2 separate regions of the Homo sapiens genome follow, and region 2 is linked to region 1. The links are chromatin loops, found by intact Hi-C in ENCODE. Cell type or tissue: Caco-2. All regions are shown on one strand.

What was found. A loop is a pair of places that touch in the nucleus more often than their neighbours do. Peaks named below come from ENCODE experiments on the same cell type or tissue, not always from the same donor. Only the 100,000 strongest peaks of a DNase experiment are listed, where the experiment ranks them.
Region 2: it touches region 1 in a loop (2.0-fold over the local background); 2 of 110 quality-filtered maps call a loop at or near these places.

Annotation. Positions count from the first base shown.
Region 1 is chr7:7,350,969-7,354,968 of GRCh38, forward strand. The region is part of intron 1 of LOC107986764 (a long non-coding RNA gene); the gene reads left to right. It also overlaps a transcript of COL28A1 not described here. Among named protein-coding and RNA genes, the nearest start is that of LINC03016, 98 kb to the left of the region's middle. In Caco-2, a CTCF peak has its summit at 2,073; a DNase peak (open chromatin) is centred at 3,903.
Region 2 is chr7:7,264,767-7,268,766 of GRCh38, forward strand. LINC03016 (long intergenic non-protein coding RNA 3016) reads left to right here. Exons shown (of 4, transcript NR_108073.1): 3 at 2,471-2,676. Among named protein-coding and RNA genes, the nearest start is that of LINC03016, 12 kb to the left of the region's middle. In Caco-2, no CTCF peak of the experiment used is centred here; DNase peaks (open chromatin) are centred at 105 and 1,745.

The DNA of each region.
Region 1 (4,000 bases):
AGAAAGTCTTTGCTGTTTATGCAATCCACAAGTCTCAATTTACTTATTGATTTAGAATTCTGACTATGTAATTTCTCAGTTTTGTTCTACTGCCAAACTAGAGGGATATTTTGTCTTTTATTGACGTGGAAACCATCTGAGGTGGAATCCATAAGAGTATAAGAATTAGAAGAAGGAACATTCTGGTTTGTTCTTCTCCCCCACTTTAGTCACCGAAAACATCCTTACAAGCCAGAGGGCACGCTCAGAATTAGAGGATAGGATGGTAAAAGAGCCATGGAAACAGGAGAAGCTGCAGCAGCAGCCAGAATGAGAAAGGATATATTGACTGTCTTACAATAATAACACAATTATTATGATTGGCTTTACAAGGTCAGAGTAGGAGGCCAGAAGCCACAGAAGACATCCAGCTCCAATTACAGCAACAGAAGGCAGTGTTGTCTAAGAATGAGCTGCCCTTGGCAGAGATAATAACCTTCCTGAAACCCCAAGAATGCCCAGTTGCTTGGGGTGTTTGTCTAAAGGTTACAATAGCAATAGAGGGGACATAGGATTGGAAGACTCCAAGATTTCTTGGTAATTCTAAGAGCCCATATTTTCTTAACTTGATTAAAACAGGCTTTAGGGATTCCTAATTTTTGGAGTCTGATGTGACTTTAAATGAATTAGTTCATTTAAATGAAAGATTTTTTCAAAAATTACTAATTTATGTAAAATGATGAGTACATATAGACATTAAATCAGTCCAATATTTTAAAAATTAAAAAAACAAAATGTCATGTGTGTGTGTATGTGTGTGTATGAGTGAGTGTGACATATGACTTGGGGCTATAAACCAAAAATAAAATTCCAAGGCCCCCCTCTACCATCTGAATGGACACTCCTCTCAGTCAAGGGCATTCCAAAGTTAACCTGAAAAACTAGTTCAGGCCATCATGGGAAGAGGGAGCCATACTTGTCTCATTCTACTCTCTTTCCTTTTGGAATTACTGATAGAACACACTCTTTAAGTCTGAAAGGAAATATTTACAATCTATTCTCTCTGAAGCCTGCTACCTGGAGACTTCATCTGCATGACAAAACCTTGGTCTCCACAACCCTCACTCATTGATATATCCCTTCTCTCTTAGTCTCCTTTTAAACTAGTGTGGGTTGTTTTTTGGTTTGTTTGTTTTCTGATCTTTTTCTATTCCCGTCTTGCAAGTAGCTCATTATTTCTGTAATGACTTTTATACAATGAGTTCAATTTTTAATTTATTGAGTTCTTCTTAAATGTAAGGAACTAGGGATACAAAGATAAACAAGGCATGTCTTCGCTCTTAAGTAGCTCAAAGAGCAGGCAGAGGACACAGCTGTTGTGGCAGATTGAATAATGGCCCCAGAGATGTCTGCTCCCCAATCTCTCCTGTATATATGCTACCTTACATGGCAAAAGGGACTTTGTAGATGTAACTAAACTGAAGGACTTTGAGGTAGCAAGATTATTCTGGATTATTCAGGTGAGCCCAATCTAATCACATGAGTCCTTAAAAGGAGAAAATCTTTTCCAGCTCTGCTCAGAAAACCAGAAGGATGGCAGAATGTGAAGGACCCAACATGCTGTTGCTGGCTTTAAAAATAGAGGAACTATGCGCCAAGGAATGTGGGTGGCCTTTAGATGTTGGAAAAGACAAGGAAATGAATTATCCCTCAGATCCTCCAGAAGAAACACAGCCCTATGGACACTTTGATTTTAGCCCAGTGAGACCTTCATCAGACTTCTGACCTACAAAATTATAACATAACACATTGTTGTTGTTTAAGCCACCAAATCTGTAGTAATTTGTTATAGCAGCAAAAGGAAATTAATGCAGATGTGCCTCAACTAAGAGCAAAGTAGCTCAGCCTGACGTCAGTGTGCAGAATGGAGGCATAAGCCAAGGGCTTTGGGTCCTTAGTGTTGGGAGTGAGTGGACCACGTAAGGGAAAGGAAAAAAATCTCGGGACCTCCCCAAATTCTTATGCAAAAGGAAAGGTGAAGCCTGGGGCTGAGTCACTGTATTACTCTCTTCCAAATGAATAGCTGTTACATTGTGCATCAGCCAGATCCCCATGGAAAAGTAAAAGGCATTAGGTACCTGGAGAGCACTGCCCCCAACAGATCATTCATAGGTAAATCCTTTCCTGGCCTCCCACAAACAAGGACATGCCAGTTGTAACTATAGGTCTACAATCCAAGTCTAGTTCCTAAACTGAAGTCTGTTCAATTCCACACTGATAACATTGATTACAAGTTTATCTTCCCAGGTGCAGAACAAAGACAAGAGATCAATCTTTCCTCCACCTACCCAGAGACATCTACATAATTGGCTCTTGCTTCACTCTCTTTTTCTCTTCAGACCTTCAACTTGTCTTGTGTAAAATGTAGATCTACTGGGCACTAATGAAAGACACACAGGAATATAACTATTTGCCTTTCTGCCTAGCTGCCCCTCTTCCTGCATGCCTTCCCCACTTTACAGAAATGTATAAATACTAAACCTTCTGAAAGCCTCTTCAAATGGGTGTTTTCCCTGGATTTGCCCTAAAGTTGGCTTAATAAACCTCGATCATTGAGACCTGTGCCTCAGCCACTCATTTTGGTTGCCACTCAATTGGTAGAGATGAGAGGGTACCACAAAGAAAGAGGCCTTCAGGTTGTCCTTGCAGTATTAAGATGTGGTCAGTCAGGGAAGAAGGAGAAGGACACTGCAGACAAAGGGACAAACACCCAAGTCAACATTTACAACATGCTTCCATATCAGTTTTCTATGTGGGCAAAATTGTGAAAAGCTTGAACAAGAAATGTAAGTACTTTTTCTCCCGTCAAAATAGCAGCCTAGATACTCTAAAGGGTCCTTCTACTTTCCAACAACAATATAGTGACTGATACCTATGTTTTAATGCACTGTGGGCATCCAGGAAATGAGAAAATACCCATAGCTCTCCATCCTACAACAAAAAATATGGTAAAGGCTATTTCTATAACTCATACCCATTTTCATGCGGAGGACAACTAAAGAAGATAAAGGAGAAAAAAAAATTTTTTTTTTTTGAGATGGGGTCTTGGTGTCACTCTGACTGCAACCTTGACCTCTTGGACTCAAGTGATCCTCCCACCTCAGGCTCCCAAGTAGCTGGGACTACAGGCACCCATCATGATGTATGGCTAATTTTTTAAATTTTTTGTAGAGATGGAGTTTTCCCATGTTGCCCAGGCTGGTCTGAAACTTCTGGGCTCAAGCGATCTGCCCACCTTAACCTCCCAAAGTGCTGCGATTACAGGCATGAGCCACCGCACCTGGCCAAAAAAAATTTATTTTAAGCACCTAGAAATTACCAATGTTACTGGAAAAGGGGTGTCAACCCAGACCACAGGAGCAGGTTCACAGATTGTGTGCAGTAAAGAATTCAGGGCAAGTATCAAAGTATAGTGAAATTAAGATAGTTTATTAGAGGCTACTCTTATTACAGAGTAGGGTGTCCTCAAAAAGCAACAGGAGGAACGCCCCTACCTAAAACTTAATACTTGCTTATATAGGGTATTAGAGCTAAAAATAATGTGCTTTATTATAAAGGCTTGTGATCAGCTTGTGACAGGCTATTAGTATTGTTATTCTCTTCTGCAACTATTGATTTCAGCAAGAATCTATGAGTATATTATTATTTCTAATGTGAAACTCTAAAACTAAGAATGCTTTTTGTTCTTAAAATATTGGGACACTTCCATAACTTCTGAGTCTTACTTAATTAATTAGCACCATTAACTTGTTCCCTTAACCATAAATATCTTGTGACCAAGAGTACCTGACTTCCTGGGAATGTAACCCAGCAGGTTTGGCTTTATGCAGCCGTTATTCAAGGTGGAGTCACTCTGGTTTGGATGCCTCTGACACCAAAGAGCTAATAGGCTCCTAAGAAGTTACCTGGCACGAAGATGGTTATCTAGTGAGGTGGAGCCAGCACTCAGAGTCACTTTTGT
Region 2 (4,000 bases), 86 kb before region 1:
GAGATTGCTAAATACCAGCTGATAAGATTGAAGGCTGGATGAGAGCCTCTGGGGAAAGGGTTGCTGAACAGCAAAGTGGACAGACAGCTATGGTAGGCAGAATTTCTGAAAATGCCCTGAGGGACGTCCCATCCTAATCCTCAGAACCTGTGAAGATTGAGATATCACTTCTATGATTATGTTATAAGGTACAATTAACCTTAAAATAAGGAGATTGCCTGCACGGGCCTAGTGTAATCGCATAAGCCTGTAAAATTAGCTTTTCCAAAGAGGGGCAGAAGAGGAAGTTAAAGAGTTGCTGCTTTGAACATCGAGGGGACCATATGAGAAGGAATGTGGATGGCCTCTAGGAGCAGAGAGGACCCCAGCTGACATCCAGCAAGAAAGCAGGGACTTCAGTCTTAAAACCACAAGGGTGGAATTCTGCCAATATTCTCAATGAGCTTGGAAGTGGATTCTTACCCAAGCCTCCAGGGAAAAGCCCTGACAACACTTTGACTTTGGCCTGTGAGACTCTTGAGTATAGAACCCAACCTAGCCTGCCTGGAGTTGTAACCTACAAAAGCGTGAGATGATGAACTGGTGTCATTTTAAGCTGCTAAGTTTGTGGTAATTTGTTGCTGCAGCAATAGGGAACTAGTACAGTAGCCAAGACAAACAAGTCTACTTGTCACTATTTTTGAAAAAACACTTTCTTTGGAAGAAACTGGAATCTGCCTCTAAAACCATCTGGCATCTGGCATAAGGGGAAGGCGGACTGAGATCCAAAACTATTATGTGCCGGCTTGAGCTTCAACTTTATGTATACCAAACCATTTATACCTCACACCTACCCTCTGGGACGAACACTATTATTATCCCAGTGTTATCTCCATGGGCTTCTAACTGCTGTTCGGAGAAATTAAATGATTGGACCAGTAAGTTCTCAATCCCAGCTGTGCACCAGAATCACCGCATCACCTGAGTTTTGTTTATTTTGCTTTGTTTTGTTTTTAAGCTAATGAGCTTTTAGAGAGTCAGGATGCTGAGGCCTCAACCCTGACCCACTGAATCAGGGAGGCCCAGACCTCTTGCACTTATTAAAGCTCTTGGATGATTCTGATTTAACCCAGATGTTTGGCAACCAGTGGTATAAAGTGTGGTTAATGGACACCAGCATCAGTTGCCCTCAGGGTGGTGGTAACCGCTGATGTTGTGTCCCTAACAGCCATCCTCTGCTACTTCACTTACAGCAGGACCTCAGGTGTGCTCAGATGGCTACGTGCCTGGCCAGAGGGGGTTCTCAATTTTCAGCTCTAGTCATGTTATCACATTTCTCTTTCCCAATACCATCCTGTGAAGGTTAATTTCGTGGAGCAACTTGACTGGCCATGGGGTTCCCAGATTAAATATTATTTCCAAGCGTCTCTGTGAGAGTGTTCCCAAATAACATTAGCATTTGAATCAACAGACTTAGTAGGTTGCCCTCCCCGACATGGGTAGGCATCATCTAATCTACTGAGGGTCTCAATAGAACAAAAGGTGGAGGAAGGAGGAATTTGCCCTCTTTTTCCTGCCTCACCCCTTGACCTGGGTCATCTCATCATCTCTAGTCCTTAGACTGGGATTTACACCATCAACTCCTCTGGTTCTCAGGCCTTTGGACTTGGACTGAATTACACTGTCAGAGGCATTTGAACCAGAGTGACTCCATCTTGCATAGGGGCTAGGTAAAATAAGGCTGAGACCTGCTGGGCCGCATTCCCAGGAGGTTAGGTGTTCTAAGTCACAGGATAAGATAAGAGGTCAGCACAAGATACAGGTCATAAAGATCTTGCTGATAAAATAGGTCACAGTAAAGAAACTGGGCAAAACCGACCAGAACCAAGATGACGACAAGAGTGACCTCTGGTCGTCCTCACTGCTCATTATATGCCAATTATAATGCATTAGCATGCTAAAGACACTCCTACCAGGGACGTGACAGTTTATAGATGCCATGGCAATGTCAGGAATTCACCCTATATGGTCTAAAAAGGGGAGAAACCGTCAGTTCTGGGAATTGCCCACCCCTTTCCCAGAAAACTCATGAATAATCCATCCCTTGTTTAGCATATAATCAAGAAGCCACAATAAGTATAAGCAGCAGAGCAGCCCATGCTGCTGCTCTGCTTATGGAGTAGCCATTCTTTATTTCTTTACTTTCTTAATAACTTACTTGCTTTCACTTTACTCTATGGACTTGCCCCAAATTCTTTCTTGTGGGAGATCCAAGAACACTCTCTTGGGGTCTGGATCAGGACCCCTTTCTTATAACACCACCACCTGCTTTCTTGGGTCTCCAGCTTGCAGATGGCAGATTGTGGGACTTACTTCTTAGCCTTCATAACTGCATGACTAATTTATCATATTAAATCTTATTTTCTTTATATATATCTCCATCCTACTGGTTTCTCTGGAGAACCCTAATACATTTCCCATCTCTCTGCAGCTAGAATCAGCCAGAAACATATAAGGAGACTCCACCAGGAGTGGGGAGTTCTTGGGAAAGCTTTTGCTTCTGAAAAAAGATAAAAGTACACAGGAGAGCTGTCTGGTGCCATTCCTTGAGCATGTGAGAGACTGTGTCACCGGGAGCAGCAGTTATCTGTGGCCATAAGTTGAGATGACTGGATGAAATGCTAACATGTTGAGAAGGTAGGACAAAAAGAAAGAACCAGGGACACTGATGACATTGTTGAGGTGCATCAACCCTAGAACCATTATTAAGAGATTTATTATGTGAAATATTATTATTTACTGTTTTACTACTTGTAGCTGAAAGCATTTCTAACTGTGTACAGGACTACTTTTAAACGCAAGAAAGAATTTCTGGTGTTGAGGACTGGGTTATTTGCATTAACAACCATCCAATTCTTTGTGCACTGAAGTCTAAGTCACCCACATTCTAGGGTCACCTACACAGATAGTGATGAAGCTGCTTCTAACTGGTCCATGTTTTTTCCACTCTATGATAGTAAAAACAAATAGAAAAACATCTGCATTCCTCCCTTTTTACACACTCCCTGCGGCAATATTGGTATTAGACATAGCAGAAAATAATAACTAAGAAAATAACTTGAAGAAAACATGTCTACAAGCTTTTTGTTAAGAAAAAAAAAAAAACCCAATCTTTAAAGCCCGTATTTATTATACAAATAAATCAGAAATAATAGGTATATGGGGAGAAATGGGAGAAGAGAAAGGAAAGCCAAGATAGTGCTCATTTTTCACATTAATTCCAAAGGACAAAGGATGGGATGGGAGCTCGGGGGTTTCTGAAAATGCTCACCACAATCAGTTTACACAACTTTTCAGAAATATGTTAACTCTGTATCAGAGCACACTTTAATAATCTAGATATATATAGAGACACAATCTGTTTGTCTAAAGAAGCTTCCAGATTTTCCATTTAGTGTGTCTTTTACCTTTACCATAACCCTGAGTCATCTCTGATAGTTCTCATTTTGGAAGTGATTCCATGCATAGAAAGTTGTGTGTGGGCTCCCTAAGGACAGTAGCTGGGTCCCTTTTGTTCATTGGCTTACCCATAGCCTGCAGCACAATGCTTTGAACATAGGTAGTATTCAACCAATGTCAACTACAAGATCCCAGAAGACCCAGAAGACCCCTTACCTTTAGGAATGTGTGTCTTGTGAGGCACCTGGGATATTATCGCTAGCTCATTTTCTCAGACAAAACACAGAACAGTGACATAGTTTTGTAAAGGTCACAGGGCTAAGCAGCTCTCTCCAAATTTAGTCCTGTGCACTTTTCCCCAGATTTATTCCCAACAATGCCTGCTACACTCTTTAAAAACCAGCCTCAGACACATCTGTTCTATGAAAATTACATGGAACAGAGAAGTAACTATTTCCTCTCAGTGAACAACATTCTGCCATTTAAAAGGAAAAAGTGAACTTTGTGGGTTCCTCTTGTATAATTAGGATTTAATTTCCTTCAGATGGAGATGTGTAACTGA